2 separate regions of the Homo sapiens genome follow, and region 2 is linked to region 1. The links are chromatin loops, found by intact Hi-C in ENCODE. Cell type or tissue: ovary. All regions are shown on one strand. Each heading gives the region's core, and the rest is flanking DNA. Links, peaks and the distances in the headings are about the cores only.

Region 1 (8,337 bases), core at 231-8,230:
GCAACCTCCGCCTCCTGGGTTCAAGTGAGTCTCCTGCCTCAGCCTCCCAAGTAGCTGGGATTACAGGCACGCACCCGGCTAATTTTTTTTTTTTTTTTTTTTGCATTTTTAGTAGAGATGGGGTTTTACCATGCTGGTCAGGCTGGTCTCAAATTCCTGACCTCAAGTGATCAGCCCACCTCAGCCTCCCAAAGTGCTGGGATTACAGACATGAGTCACTGTGCCCGGCCTCTTCTGACTCTCTTTTCTACCCCTAGAAGATAACTAGAAAGGCAGGCTTTTAGAGCTGCATTAGGAGTGAACAGAAATCTGCCACTTAATTGTCTAAATGGGGAAACTGAGGTGCAGTGAAGTCAGGTTCCTGGGCTAGCCCACTCTGGAACAAGATGACAAAGCCAGGAGGGGACTCCAGTTCCATTGCTCTGTCCTGAGCTGTCTCAGTCAGGTAACCATGGCTGTATACCTGCCACCGCTTCCTAGAGGGTCACTGTGTCTCCAGAATCTGGGGGAAAACATTAGCTTCTTATTAAAACATATGAGGATAGTCCGGACTTGATGGCTCACACTGTAATCCCAGCTCTTTGGGAGGCCGAGGTGGGTGGATCACCTGAAGTCAGGAGTTTGAGAACAGCCTGACCAACGAAGTGAAACCCTGTCTCTACTAAAAATACAAAAATGAGTCGGGCATGGTGGTGGGCACCTGTAATCCCCAGCTACTTGAGAGGCTGAGGCAGGAGACTCATTTGAACCTGGGAGGCAGGGTTGCAGTGAGCAGAGACAGCACCATTGCACTCCAGCCTGGGCAACAAGAGCGAAACTCTGTCTCAAAAAAAAGAAAAGAAAAAGAAAAAAAGAAAAAATGTGCATTTACTAACTACTTGGGCCATGGATGCCAGATCCCCCAGAGAGTACAAAAGTCGATATTTTACTTTATGGAAGAGTTTTTAAGCAGAGAAGTAAGCCTTCAAATAGGCTCCACGAATGTATCAGCTCTATTTGTGGAGGTAGGTCTGTAGCAAGTAGGAGAGGGAAACCATCCTCGTTTCCCTTGTGCTGTTATCATTATTATTTGTTATTTGTAGGTGTGACCAGGGCACAGAATATAAAAGAAAACACTTAAGAAGCCTCTGTGAGGTTACGGGTCTGGTTACTGAGACCTCTCTATAATATGCAGATTTGGCTGGGTGCAGTGGCTCATGCCTGTAATCCCAGCACTTTGGGAGGCCAACATGGGCGCATCGCCTGAGGTCAGGAGTTCGAGACCAACCTGGCCAACATGGTGAAACCCGTCTCTACTAAAAAAACAAAAATTAGCCAGACGTGGTGGCAGGCACTTGTAATCCTAGCTACTTGGGAGGCTGAGGCAGGAGAATTGCTGAAACCTAGGAGGTGGAGGTTGCAGTGGGCCGAGATCGTGCCACTGCACTCCAGCCTGGGGGTCAGAGAGAGACCTTGTCTCAAAAAAAAAAAAAAAAAAAGGCCATGATGATAATGGCGGTTTTGTGGAATGGAAAGGGGGGGAAAGGTGGGGAGAAGATTGAGAAATCGGATGGTTGCCGTGTCTGTGTAGAAGGAAGTAGACATGGGAGACTTTTCATCTTGTTCTGTACTAAGAAAAATTCTTCTGCCTTGCGATCCTGTTGATCTGTGACCTTACCCCCAACCCTGTGCTATCTGAAACATGTGCTGTGTTCACTCAGGGTTAAATGGATTAAGGGCGGTGCAAGATGTGCTTTGTTAAACAGATGCTTGAAGGCAGCATGCTCGTTAAGAGTCATCACCACTCCCTAATCTCAAGTACCCAGGGACACAAACACTGCGGAACGCCGCAGGGTCCTCTGCCTAGGAAAACCAGAGACCTTTGTTCACTTGTTTTATCTGCTGACCTTCCCTCCACTATTGTCCTATGACCCTGCCAAATCCCCCTCTGCGAGAAACACCCAAGAATGATCAATAAAAAAAAAAAAAAAAAAAAAAAAGCATATTCATTCATTTTAGCTTTCTGAGGATATTGGTCAGTCCTTCCCAAGAAGCCGGCTGCATGATGGACCCTCATTTCCATTGCCTGTGGACTGGCTTTACTATCTGTAATTAACAGTGAGGAACTTCGTGGATGGTATTCTTTTGTAGGCATGAATTTCTAACCGAAGAACATCTTTCAGCTCTCAGCATTGTTCATCTGAATGTTGCTATGAGACTGCGGCTATTTATTCCTCTAAAGATCTCTTGCGTGGCTCTGGTGACAGAGTGTATTTTTCATAGCTATGCAGTCTTTCTTCTTATGTAAAAAAGAAATAGGAGATTCTTGCCATTTATTTAACATCGCCTATGAATACATAAGAATATTAGATGGGGGTGGACACCAGAGGTCTTGGGGGAGTAGAGGCCCTTTCAACTGTTTAATTTCTGTTTTATTCCGATGACGTGGTAGAAAGTTGATTTGCCTTGAAGAATCAAAGACCATCAAGCTCTCAGTGCATGTTCCAATAATGTGCTTAAACAGTTAAAAATAGATATGTTTTGGAATAATAATAATCAATGGGTTTGGAATAATAATAATACATGGGCTTTAGAGTAAATAGGCTATAAATATTCTTACCAGTCAATACTATGGGGGATATGTATCTCACAATACAGAGGCATGGTTTCACCTGCCTATTAACCTTTTCTTCTTTTCAGCTTGAAAACATCAATTTTCTTTTTCTTTCTTTTTTTTTTTAAATAGATTTTCACTCTGTCGCCCAGGCTGGAGTGCAGTGGCATGATCTTGGCTCACTGCAACCCCCACCTCCCAGGCTCAAGCGATTCTCCTGCCTCAGCCTCCCAAGTAGCTGGGATTACAGGTGCCCACCACCGCATCTGGCTAATTTTTGTATTTTGTAGTAGAGACAGTGCTTCACCATGTTGGCCAGGCTGGTCTCAGGTGATCCGCCCACCTCAGTCTCCCAAAATGCCGGGATTACAGGCGTGAGCTACCACACCCCGTTGAAAACCTCACCTCTGGGGATTTACCCCTCTCTCAGGGTGATAGTCAAAATCTGCAACAACTGGAATGCTTGGGCATGACCACATTCAACCAACCAGAATGGATGCTCAACCCTGCCTTCCTCCGCAGATACACTTTTGGGGAGTCCTGAAATCAGAATGTCCTGCCCTTCTTTATCCAAAGGCTGGACATGAACCAAGTGAGGCCTAACAGACTCTCTATCCCCAGAATTTGTATACTGATCAGTGACACAGGCAGGGCTGAAAACAATTGTCCCAAAGGTGTTGCCCTGGAAACACCAGCTTCCTGGACACCTAATACCGTTTCCTGTCCTTTGTGAGATGTCGTTGTTCAGCTTGTACTGTTTTTCTATAAGCCACCACCATATCCATCTAATACATTTCCTTTGTTTATTTCTTTTTTGCTTATATTACCTAGACTCTATTTCTATTACAAACAAGGCAACAGAAATGAATGTATCAGGTGTTTGTGGGGAGAGCACCAGTCCTGCTTCCCTTGTGCTGTTATTATTATTATTGTTATTGTTATTATTATTATTGAGATGGATTCTCGCTCTGTGGCCCAGACAGGAGTACAGTGGTGCAAATTCAGCTCACTGCAACCTCCGCCTCCCGGGTTCAAGTGATTCTCTTGCCTCAGCCTCCTGAGTAGCTGGGACTACAGGTGCGTGCCACCATGCCCAACTAATTTTTGTATTTTTAGTAGAGATGGGGTTTCACTGTTGGCCAGGCTGGTCTCAAACTCCTGACTTCGTGATCCACCTGCCTCGGCCTCCCAAAGTGTTAGGATTACAGGAGTGAGCCACTGCGCCTGGCCGTGCTATTATTATTATTTGTTATTTGTAGGTATGACCAGTACACAGAACATTTAAAAAAAGCACAAAAACACTTCTAAGAAACCTTTGTATTTTGAAAAATACGATCTTAAAGCAAATTTTCTGTAATGGGAATCCTGTTTTCCTATCATTTTGTTACAGAATTGTAGGAATATTCCTCTGGGAGGAAAAATGTCTTCAACAGAATAAGTAGAAAACAGGATAAAAATGAAAATAAGAAAAACTGTTGTGGGGCAATGGGCCTGTTTATGCACTGGTGTAACGAAAGGCTTGGACCAGAAACAGCAGAAGTGCCAAGCTTTCTGTGAGTTGCTAGCCCTATGTGGAGCTAAAATTTTTTTTTCAGCCAGGCACAATGGCTCATGCCTGTAATCCCAGCACTTCAGGAGGCTGATGTGGGTGGATTGCTTGAGCTCAGGAGTTCAAGACCAGTCTGGGTAACATGGTGAAACCTTGTCTCTACAAAAAATACAAAAATTAGCCAGGCGTGGTGGCTCGTGCCTGTGGTCCCAGCTACTTGGTAGGCTGAGGTGGGCAGATCGCTTGAGCCTGGGAGGTGGAGGTTGTAGTGAACTGGGATGACACAATAACACTACCGTCTGGGTGACAGAGTGAGATTCTTGTCTCAAAAAAAGAAAAAATTTTTTTCTTTGACATAGACGCTTAGTCACTAGATTAAGTCCTCTAGAACACTAGAACATGTTTCTTTCACGCTAAAGCACACACGAATCACTTGGAGGATCTCATGAAAATGTAGAGTCTGAGCCAGTGCCTGTATTCCCAGCAACTCAGGAGGCTGAGGCAGGAGGATTGCTTGAGCTTAGGAGTTTGAGACCAGCCTGGGTAACACAGCAAGACCCGGTCTCTAAAAAAAAAAATGTAGAGTCTGATCCCACATTTACAAGCTCCTAGTGATCCCGATACTGCAGGCCCTAGGACCACACTTTGCACAGCAAGATTGAAGGTCAGGATTTCTCTCCAGCCTCAGCTTCCCAGGTACTCCACTCAGGGGTTCCAGACCATCTCCGTCTGTCCAGACTAGAACACACTTGTCACACCATGCCTAGCCAGCAGGTGTCATCAGAGTGCTCTGAGAGTCACACCAGATCAGATTTCTAAGGACCCTTGATATGTTTCAAAAAGATTCATGTATAGGAGCTGTAAGAATCTCCCAAGTAAGCATATTCCATAGCTTTGGGTTATAATTTGAACCCCCAAGCAAAGTGACCAGTGAGGGAGACTCTCACTAAGTATTTATTTTTATTTATTTATTTATTTTTTGAGACGGAGTCTCGCTCTGTCACCCAGGCTGGAGTGCAGTGGCACGATCTCAGCTCACTGCAACCTCCGCCTCTGGGTTCAAGCGATTCTCCTGCCTCAGCCTCCCAAGTAGCTGGGATTACAGGCATTTGCCACCACACCTGGCTAATTTTCGCATTTTTAGTAGAGACGGGGTTTCACCATGTTGGCCAGGATGGTCTGGATCTCCTGACGTCGTGATCTGCCCGCCTTGGCCTCCCAGAGTGCTGGGATTACAGGTGTGAGCCACCATGCCTGGCCAAATCTCACTAAGTATTTTTATAACTGTTTTTTTCTTTCTGATTTTAAAATCATCTGTCCATGCCGTACTGTGGAAATTTGGCTCTAGACATTTGTAATAGGTAAGAAGTGCTTTAGCCATGCTTGCTACAGTTCAATTTTTAGACAGCTTTCTCATGCATTTATCTTATTGCTAGAAGAATCTTTGCTACTATTATTATTCCCACTTTACAGATGAGAAAACAAAGGCAGAGAGGGGATGTAGTGATTAGTTCAGTGCAACAAAGATAGAGATGAGATTCAACCTCAAGCTTCTACTTATAAGTCTCTTCTTATCCTAGTGTTTATGGAGAAGGAAAAAGATGGCATTTGGGCTTTCTTTTGCAAAAAAACTTTATTCTTCTTACCCAGATTGAAAGTTAACTAATCTCTATAGGGGATAATGGTCTACACTTTAGGAGTTCCTGGGTTCCTGATCAAAGGCGCTGGGATACTGATAGTTCTCAGCATAAATCCTCCCCAAATAAAATTACACACTTTGAATTGAATACAATGATCTGAGATGCAAGAGTTCTATAAACATTGTATTTATTCCTGTCCTACATATGGTATCAAAACCCCCTTACAAATTTTCTGGGGAGATTAGAAATTAGTGAAGAGGTAACTTTTTTTTTTTTTTTTTTTTTTTGAGACGGAGTCTAACTCTGTAACCCAGGCTGGAGTGCAGTGGCGTGATCTCGGCTCACTGCAACCTCTGCCTCCCGGGTTTAAGTGATTCTCCTGCCTCAGCCTCCTGAGTAGCTGGGACTACAGGCATGCACCACCACGCCCAGCTGATTTTTTTTTTGTATTTTTAGTAGAGACAGGGTTTCACTATGTTGGTCAGGATGGTCTCGATCTCTTGACCTCATGATCCACCCGCCTTAGCCTCCCGAAGTGCTGGGATTATAGGCATAAGCCACTGTGCCCGGCCGTGAAGAGGCAACATTTTGAGTGTATTAAAACAAAGGCTTTCATGGTGCCTGAGTGGAGGGGCATTTAGGGGAGTTGATATGTCATCTTTGAGAACCTGCTGCAGGTTTTGCAACCCCAGTAATCTCCTCCCATGCCCCACACTCATCAAATCTGGAAGAAAGAGACCACTGTCATCATCAAGGCCAAGAAGAGCAGATTTGTGAGCATCCAATCTCAGGGCAGGAGGGGCTGCTGTGGGTGACTGCTAATGCCTTTTCTAGCTCCAGGGACCTCAAGACCATCGACTTCAAGCATTTTGCAAAATGGGTTATATGGGGTATTAATATGGAGAATTGGGGAAAAAATGTTGCTATGGTCAAATACATTTGAGAAACTGGTTGAAATGAAGGCACACACGTTTCTTGCTTTCAAGCAGGGCTTTCTGGAGCAGTTCACGCGCATTTTGAATCTTCAATGAAGGGATGGGGAAATGTGCCCCACTTCCTAGAGATGAGAATAAGGAATCTTTTGTTTTTGGAATATCTGGAGTTTACAGAACACCTTCTGAAAATCCTGATCTAATTTATTAGAGCCAGCTTCATGGGCATGTGACCTCCATGGTTGCACAGGTCCCCACAGTTGGTTTAATGCTGTGCTGCTGCTGCCTCCAAATTTTGAGTACATTTTGAACAAAGGGCTCCACGTTTCGATTTTGTATCAGGCCCTGCAAATTATGTAGTTGGCTCTGCCTATGGATGCCCCAGAGGAGGAAATGGAGGTCCAGAGAAGAGAAGGGTCTTGAGATGGAGTTTCACTCTTGTTGCCCAGGCTGGAGTGCAATGGTGCGATCTCGACTCACTGCAACCTCCGCCTCCTGGGTTCAAGCGATTCTCCTGTCTCAGCCTCCCGAATAGCTGAGATTAACAGCATCCGCCACCACACCTGGCTAATTTTTGTATTTTTAGTAGAGACGGAGTTTCACCATGTTGGCCAGGCTGGTCTTGAACTCCTGACCTCGTGATCCACATGCCTTGGCCTCCCAAAGTGCTGGGATTACAGGCGTAAGCCACCTTGCCTGGCCTTATTTTTTATTTTTATTTTTTTTCTAAGATGGAGTCTCTGTCTGTTGCCCAGGCTGGAGTGCAGTGGTGCGATCTTGGCTCACTGCAACCTCTGCCTCCCAGGTTCAAGCAATTCTCCTGCCTCAGCCTCCCCAAGTAGCTGGGACGACAGGTGTGCACCACCATGCCCAGCTAATCTTTGCGTTTTTAGTAGAGATGGGGTTTCACCATGTTGGCCAGGCTAGTCTCGAACTCCTGACCTCACGTGATCCACCTGTCTTGGCCTCCCAAAGTGCTGGGATTACAGGCAAAAGCCACCTTGCCTGGCTTTTTTTTTTTTCTGAGATGGAGTCTCCCTCTGTTACCCACGCTGGACTGCAGTGGCACGATCTTGGCTCACCGCAACCTCCGCCTCCCAGGTTCAAGCGATTCTCCTGCCTCAGCCTCCCCAAATAGCTGGCACTACAGGTGTGTGCCACCATGCCCAGCTAATCTTTGTATTTTTAGTAGAGATGGGGTTTCACCATGTTGGCCAGGCTAGTCTCGAACTCCTGACCTCAGGTGATCCGCCCGCCTCGGCCGCCCAAAGTGCTGGGATTACAGGTGTGAGCCACTGCGCCCAGCCAAGAGAAGAGTCTTGATCTAAACACTCCCCACTCCTCTCCTCCTTTTCGTACTTGGCTTCCTGCCTCTGCTTGCTCTATTCTCTCCTGTCTTCTACTGCAGCCCTTCTTTCCACCGCCATCTCTTTTTCTCATTTGCATTTTCTGTTCTACTCCTTCTCCTTTTTTATCCTTTCTCTTCCACCTCTAGACATAGGAGATTTTCTCCAGCCCAGTTTTATAAGTCACTAGAATAATGTTCTCTGTGTTTCCTTGGTTCCCTTTTGGGCTTTTAATTATGAGAAGAGCCCACATACTTTATCAAATGTCCACAGTTTA
Region 2 (8,337 bases), core at 251-8,250, 390 kb after region 1:
ATCGTGGTTGCATTGAAAATATATTTTAAAGTACAAACGCTTCTTGAGATATAGTTTTAGTTTTGTTCACTAAACCTGGCTTTAGTCCAACCAGCCTAAGGATGTTGTGGCCAGCGGGCCTGTCTTATGATACTGAGTTGTTGTCTGAGACCAGCAAAAGACACAGTGATATTCACACTAATTTCAAAGAAAACTAGGAAGTAGTATTATGAAAATATAGGAAAGATTATGCACAAAGCTCTAGTCCCACTAGATCCTGTGGAAATGATTAAAACAAACAGTTATATACTGCCACCTGGAGGAAGGGTTTGGCTCTTAAAGTTTTAAAAAATAAAAGTAAGGCTCCTGATAAGTTGAAGTGAACGTAGTTGATAACATTTCCTTGAGCATTTTGTGGTGTTAGGTTATACATTGTAAACCTTATTGAATTTAGTATTTAGAGTTTTGGTGGCTATTTTCTGAATGAAAAAGTAGTATAACTGATTTCTTCTCATTTGTAAATGTATCAGTATGAAACATTTCTAAAGTATAACACTGAAACCACATTCAGTCATGCCCTTGACACGTTGCATTTGGTGGAAATTGCATTAAATTGAGGTGTTTAAAAGGATCCAAGCTGTCCTGTCCACGTTCCTATCCCCCACACTCCTTGGCATTCTATTATAGCAAACGCTTTCTCAGGCTCCTGAGTCACAAGTATTATGCTGACCTTTCAAATGCCCCAAGCAAATAAAGAGAAGAAACTGGCCACTCTTTTCTACCTGCCTGAATAAAATCGTTTCTGGACGAATGGCTGTGTGGTCAGGGATACGGGCAAGTTTAGATAATCATCAAGACTTCTCTTTAGTGCTAACGGCCACGTTTTTTGTTATTGACCTTGGCTCAAAATTGGTTTTCATTTTAAGATAGAGTAATAATTTTAAAAATCTATATGAGCATTTGACACATCTATTTGTTTGTGAGTTTTTATTATAAATTTTGGATTTGAACCTTTGACTGACCTAAGAGGGTAGGTTCCCTTTGCGTTCATACCCTGTGTTCCAGTGAAGGCTGATCTGGGAGGCATCGTAGTGTAGTGGAAAGAATGCGGCTCTAGAGCCAGTGAGACCTGGGTTCATAATCCCAGCTGTGTATGAACTGGTCTTCTGAATTTAGGAAAGTACTTTCTCTTTAGGCTCTTGCCTTTATTTGTAAAATGGACATCACGCTTGTCTCATGGAGTTAGCGTGAGAGGCGTGACACATGGTCAGAACTCTGTAAGTTATTGTCTTGATGATAGATCTTGACATAAGAAAACGAAATATCCGGCTGGGCGCGGTGGCTCACGCCTGTAATCCCAGCACTTTGGGAGGCTGAGGCGGGCGGATCACGAGGTCAGGAGATCGAGACTATGGTGAAACCCTGTCTCTACTAAAAATACAAAAAAAAAAAAAAAGCCGGGCGCGGTGGCGGGCGCCTGTAGTCCCAGCTACTCGGTAGGCTGAGGCAGGACAATGGCGTGAACCTGGGAGGCGGAACTTGCAGTGAGCCGAGATCACACCGCTGCACTCCAGCCTGGGCGACAGAGCGAGACTCCGTCTCAAAAAAAAAAAAAAGAAAAAAGAAAATGAAATATTGATTAATTTAAACAACATTTATGATGTGTGAACTCTGCATCATTCTTATCTTGACTTTGTACAAAGCTCTTTTTCCAGCCTTTTTTGTTTAAAAAATTTTTTAAATAATTTTAACTCTTATTTTAGATTCAAGGGGCACATGTGCAGGTTTGTTACCTGAGTATATCGCATGATGCTGAGGTTTAGGGTACTGTTGATCCTGTCACCTAGGTAGTAAGCCTAGTGCCCAGCAGTTAGTCTCACAACCCTTGTCCTCCTCCTGCCTTCCCCCTCTGGTAGTCCCCAGTATCTATTGTTGCCATTTTTATGTCCATGAGTACTCATTGTTTAGCCCCTAGTTGTAAGTGAGAAGGTATTTGGTTTTCTGTTCCTGTGTTAATTCACGTAGGATAATGGCTTCCAGCTGCATCCATGTTGCTGTAAAGAACATGATTTTGTTCTTTTTCATGGCTACATAGTATTCTGTGGTATACATGTACCACATTTTCTTTATCCAATCCACCCTGGATGGGCATATAGATTGATTCCACATCTTTGCTATTGTGAATAGTGCTGCAATGAACATACAGTGCACGTGTCTTTTTGGTAGAATGATTTATTTTCTTTTGGATGTATACCAAGTAATGGGATTGCTGCGTCAAGCGGTAGTTCTAAGTTCTTTGAGAAGTCTCCAAACTGCTTTCCACAGTGGCTGAACTAATTTACATTCCCAACAACAGTGTATAAGTGTTTCCTTCTCAGCCGGGCATGGTGGCTCATGCCTGTAATTCCTGCACTTTGGGAGGCTGAGGTGGGCGGATCATTTGAGGTCAGAGTTTGAGACCAGCCTGTCCAACATGGCAAAACCCCATCTCCACTAAAAATACAAAAAAAAAAAAAATTAGCCAGATGTGGTAGCAAACGCCTGTAATCCCAGCTACTCAGGAGGCTGAGGCAGGAGAATTGCTTGAACCTGGGAGATGGAGGCTGCAGTGAGCCGAGATCGCGCCACTGCACTCCAGCCTGGGCAACAGAGCAACACTCCGTGTGAAAAAAAAAAAAAAGAAAAAAGAAAAGAAAAGCATTCCCTTCTCTCTGCAGCCTCACCAACATTTGTTGTTTTTTGACTTTTTAGTAATAGCCATTCTGATTGGTGTGAGATGGTATCTCATTGTGGTTTTGGTTTACATTTCTCTGATAATTAGCGATGTGTACATTTTTTCATATATTTATTGGCCACATATATGTCTTATCTTGAGAAGTGCCCGTTCATGTCTTTTGCCCATTTTTTGATGAGATTATTCACTTTTTGCTGATTTAAGTTCCTTATAGTTTCTGGATATTACAGCTTTGTCAGATGCACAGTTTGGAAATATTTTCTCCCATACTGTAGATTGTCTGTTTATTGACAGTTTCTTTTTCTGTGCAGAAGCTCTTTAGTTTAATTAGGTCCCACTTTTCCATTTTCATTTTTGTTGCAGTTGCTTTTGAGGACTTAGTCATAAGTTATTTCCTTTCTTGGGCTTTTAGAAGGCTGATTAATTTGTGTACTTCAGTTTTCTAGCTAATTTCGATACAGTTCAGTGGCTAAAAAAAAGAATATCCTCCTTTACGTAATTTGTTTTCTGTTTCAATGCTATCATTTGTCTCTACTTATTTGTACTATGATGAACTTTTTGAATGGAAGCATAGAGATTTATCTTATTTCCATGAATTCCATACCAAGATCTTTATAACCTCTTCTTGATTTTAATAAACTTTTTCTCCCCACAACTAGAGATCTCCATTACTTTAGCATTATTTTTCAGGTCTGTGATAGACATTGGGTAGGAATAGACAGACAGAGTGATGTGGAGGAATTACTTAGAAACCAAACTGTGGCTATGTTTGAGGACGACAGCTGGAAGTTTTTACTTTTACTTTTTACTTTTAATGAGTTTCGTTTAATGATAAGATTGTGAAGTGCAAATTCACGTAAGTATCAATTGTGAAAAAATAGATTTATGAAATGATGACCATTTTTAAAAGTTAGTTATAATGAAATTCTAATTAGATTCCCCTTTGTAACTTTCAGCTGTACAAAGAAATTGAAATCTGTCCAAAAGTCACTCAGAGCATCCACATTGAGAAGTCAGATACAGCTGCTGATACTTACGGTAAGTTTATTTTTCTTTGTTTGTGTTTTAAGGTAAAGTATTTCTTATGTAAGCATGCATTTATTTACAGTTCAACAAAATGCCTTTGAGTCCTATCTAAAACAGATAGTATATCTGGCTCCTGCTCTGTGGAGGGCAGCCACACTAGGGAATAACAGGGATATTTACTCTGGGTACGATGTAGACTTTGGTGTTAAATTTCATAACTTTAATTACTGGGATTCTACTGTCCTAAAAAGGAAGTGGGTAGCTTATTTTATATGTCAAAAGATAAAATTACAACAAGTTTAGTTATAAATCTGACTGGCTTTTATTTGTGATTCATGCATGGGATAGCCTCCATTCTACAAAATAGAATGAGAGCTCCCTCTGGGCAGTGGCAGAACAGTGATGTTTGTAAGTTGGCGACAAGGAAACAGAACAGTGGAAGAAGAAAACTGATTGTTTAACTTAGCTTACTTCAGGTTACTTTTTTGTAAGGGTTAAAGCAGAGGGGACCTACTTATTTTGTTGACTCAGGTAGACCGGAATCTCATGTTTTCAGGAAAAACTGGTCTGTTTGGGGATCTACTTGCTTCCTGAAAGTTTTAGTTTGATTATGTGGCATCCAGCATGAGTGATTCCATTTTTATTTGATCTGGCCTTTCGGGCATAATGCAGGAACTCAGTTCACAACAATGACCTCCCATAATTTTTGTTTAACATATACTATGATGTACCTTAGTAATGTAGGAATTATTCTTTTACACCCCCTCCCGAAAACTATAAATTTTGAGAAATCTCAAAATAAGTAAGCCATTATCCTACATTATCCTCCCTTCCCATACAAATAATGTTAAAGGAACTATTTTGGTGGTGTGTAGGGGGGTCCCCAAGACCATCCCTAGGTTTGCTGATTCACTAGGAAGACCCACAGAGCTCAGCCTCTGGTCATACTCACAACTATGATTTTTTTAATAGCAAATTATACTGAAGCGGCTTCGTTGTCTTGGGTAAATACCCACGGTTCGTTGTCTCATGCCAAGGGAATCGAGGATGCGGACACACAAGAAGTGGGTTTAGGAGTAGAGGTTTAACAGGCAAAAAAAAAGAGAAAGGAGAATAGCTCTCTCTCCTGCAGAGAGAGAGGGGTGCCCGAGTGGGTCTTCCGGCCAGCGGCGGAATGCACTGGATTTGTATAGCCAGGCTTGAGGAGGCGGTGTCTGATTTACATAAGGCCCACAGATTGTTTGGACCAGGTGTGAGGTCTACACAGCACGCATGGAAGCTGGCTGCCCTATCCTAATCTTTATTATGCAAATGGAGTCTTTGCCTGGCGGGGGCCATGTTCACTGCTTCTTACTGTACGCATGGCTGACAAAGAGAAGAGAGGATGGAGCCGCCATTTTGAACATGCTTAGTCCCAGCTAGCTTTTCCCGATTCACACTGCCGGCACTCACCGGTGTAAGCTTCCAGCTTGCTTGTCTGTGTGTGCAGCTTGATTTTACAGGCTGCTTTTTGTTACAAAAAAAAATTATTTGGGGGTTGCTTTTCATTAAAAGGAAAATGTTACTGAGGATTTTCTTCTCCTCGCTCTCTGCCTAAATCATTTCATCTTAACTCCTGTATCAACACAAAGCAAAATCAGCAAAGGGAAAAGGCGCATGGAGTGAAGTCTAGGGGAAACCAGGTGTGAGCTTCAGCGGGCCCTGTTTCAGTGGAGTCACGTAGAATGAGGATAACTCCTGCAGCACCAAGTTGTGAGGACACCTGAGAAATGCTCTCTCCTAGGGAAGGTGGTTAGAGAGTCAGTGCCCAGGGCTTTTCTGGGGAGGCTGGTTCCCTAGGCACCCTCTGCCTAGCATGCACCAAAATTCCAGACTCCCAGGAGGAAAGTAGGCGTTCACCATAAATCCCATTGTTTGTACCACAGTTTAGGCACTGTGAGCCACTCAGGGTGTTGGGAACCCTCCCAAAATCCAAGTTCTCAGGATACCAGCCAAGGTTCAAATTTGTAAGCGGGCCTTTCGAAGAATAGCAGTCATGCCTGCTGTGTTAACGCTTTCCTATGCGGTTGTCTACATTCTGGCGGAGTTAAATATATATTCCTTTCCATATGTTTAAGACCAGTCTTCTTTACTTAGCATTACACTGTATGGCTTGAATAGTAACAGAGTTGGTGCCTGAGTAAATTAAGTGAGGAAAATCCATGCTGTGCTGTATCAGTCAGGAGTGGCGAGGTTAGCTGAGGTAACAGACAGCCACCAAAGCCCGGTGGCTCGAAACAGTGACATTTATTTCTCACATTCACCACGCGTCCCTTGTGGGTTGGCTGGGACTCCATACGTTGTCCTCATTCCACACCCAGGTCTGGAGCAGCTGCCACCTGGGACAGTGCTTGTCACTCTGCAGAGGGGGAAGGGGAGATGGGAAAGCAGGTGTTGTCCCACTCCCAATTCATTGGCCAAAGCAAGTCACACAGCCATACCTACCTACGAGGGAGCACTGAAGTGTGATTCTACTGTTTGGTAGAAGGAGAACAAAGTTCCCGGTGGAAAGACATAAAGACTACCTCATATGCTCGCTTAAGATTTCTCTCTGAATCAAGTTATTAAGCTGTCTTTTTTTTTTTTAAGACACAGTTTCCCTCTGTCGCCCAGGCTGAAGTGCAGTGGCGCGATCTCAGCTCACTCCAACCTCTGCCTCCCAGGTTCAAGTGATTCTCCTGCTTCCCAAGTAGCTGGGATTACAGGCGTGTGCCACCATGCCTGGCTAATTTTTGTACTTTTAGAAGAGACGGGTTTCACCGTGTTGGCCAGGGTGGTCTTGAACTCCTGACCTCAACTGATCCACCCACCTCGGCCTCCCAAAGTGCTGGGATTACAGGCATGAGCCACTGTGCCTGGCCCAGGTTATTAAGCTTTTTAGCATTTGAAAATCTTTAAAACTCTTTTCTGAGCACTGGGATATTACATTCCTTCTGCACCTTCCCCTGTAGGCCACCAGTCTTCATCTCGGAATACTCAATAGAGGATTTGGGCCTAATGAAGAGAATCCAGTTTTGAACCCTGGCCACTTGCGTTATAACTTTATGCTGTTTATTTCTTGACCTTAAAACTAAAGACATAATAAAGCCAGGAGAATGTTTCTCATGGCAAGGAATAAATGTTTATGAGCGGCTTATTATGCAGCAAAAAGCCGACCTCAGTAATTAGAGCTGTAATTGGTAGCAGTGAAGTGCCTGGATCCTCCAAAATTAGATGCTCCATAATGATTATTCTTTTTCTCTTCAGTTTACTTAATTTTTGTTGAGTAAGGATAAACTAGCAAAGATCAAGTTCAGAAGGCTGAATTTCAAAGCTCTTGGACTCTGCTTCTAAGATTGAGTGATTCAGGGACTCAGAAATTGGAACTGGGCATGAAACTGCTACCGTTTGTATACATTTTAATACTTTTTGTTAAAGTCACTGAATTACTCACAGAACCCATTTACTTTTACCCCCTGAGGAGGGTATGACAGGGCACCAGGCGTCAGTCTTGAGAGTGTTACAAACAGTGCTTCCCAACTCATCCGATGTAAAGAAGCAGGTATTTTGTTTTGTTTTAATTTCCACTCTTTTGTGACCACTGCTGCTTTTGTGAAATACAAAATCCCATGCTTGGAGGTTGTGGCAATGTCAAAGCTACAAGAGGTTCTCAATGCTTAGTCTTGATTTCTGTCCTGACATTACTGCCATTAGCAAACAGTTGGCACCTGTTCCCTGACTTCACTTTGAAAAGCCCTGCCACAGGCTGGACACAGAGGGTCACACCTGTAATCCCAGCATTTTGGGAGGCCGAGGTGGGCAGATCATGAGGTCAAGAGATTGAGACCATCCTGGCCAACATGGTGAAACCCCATCTCTACTAAAGATAAAAAAATTAGACGGGCTTGGTGACACACACCTGTAGTCCCAGGTACTCGGGAGGCAGGAGAATCACTTGAACCTGGGAGGCAGAGGTTGCAGTGAGCTGAGATTGTGCCACTGCACTCCCGCCTGGTGACAGAGTGAGACTCTGTCTCAAAGAAAAAAAAAAGAAAAGAAAAGCCTGCCACTCATGGCTAATAAGCTCAGTTAAATCATTTCTTCTCCGTGCTCGGGTTGGTTTTGGCATTTGATGTTCCAGCAGCGTATTGATTGAAGAGGTGAAACATTCCCCCAGTCCTCAGAGATCTGATTGCCTCTGGATTAAAAGCTACCGCAGAGTCGAAATTCAGCCCATCTGTATCTAATATTAACACCTAGCTAAGTGGCTTCTGGTTAGATACTGAGTTCAGTACAAGTAAAAGCTGCCGGCACAAACACAGAAACACCTCACAATACAGATCATATGCTGCTTTCTATTTTAGAACACTTTAGGGAGGAGAATATAATTTAATAATCCAACTGACTGAACACACTTAAAGCGGGAACATTTACTTAATTTCTCTCTCTTGCCTCTCTCTCCATCTCAGCCCTCAGCTCACTCCCACACTTTACTGTTGAAATTAGTTCACATATCCAGTTACATGATACTTAGACTAAGCATGAGACCCTCGGCTGCCTTGAAGTAGAAGGATGCGTCA

Evidence for each region. Peaks named below come from ENCODE experiments on the same cell type or tissue, not always from the same donor. Only the 100,000 strongest peaks of a DNase experiment are listed, where the experiment ranks them.
Region 2: a loop joins it to region 1, with 3 times the contacts of the local background. A loop is called at or near these places in 93 of 110 quality-filtered maps.

The regions. Positions count from the first base shown.
Region 1 is chr21:31,577,541-31,585,877 of GRCh38, reverse strand. No RefSeq gene overlaps it. Among named protein-coding and RNA genes, the nearest start is that of TIAM1-AS1, 22 kb to the right of the region's middle. RefSeq lists enhancers at 908-1,692, 1,693-2,477. In ovary, for the core only: no CTCF peak of the experiment used is centred there; a DNase peak (open chromatin) is centred at 4,887.
Region 2 is chr21:31,190,638-31,198,974 of GRCh38, reverse strand. TIAM1 (TIAM Rac1 associated GEF 1) reads left to right here. Exons shown (of 28, transcript NM_001353694.2): 13 at 3,670-3,751. Among named protein-coding and RNA genes, the nearest start is that of TIAM1, 150 kb to the left of the region's middle. In ovary, for the core only: no CTCF peak of the experiment used is centred there; no DNase peak of the experiment used is centred there.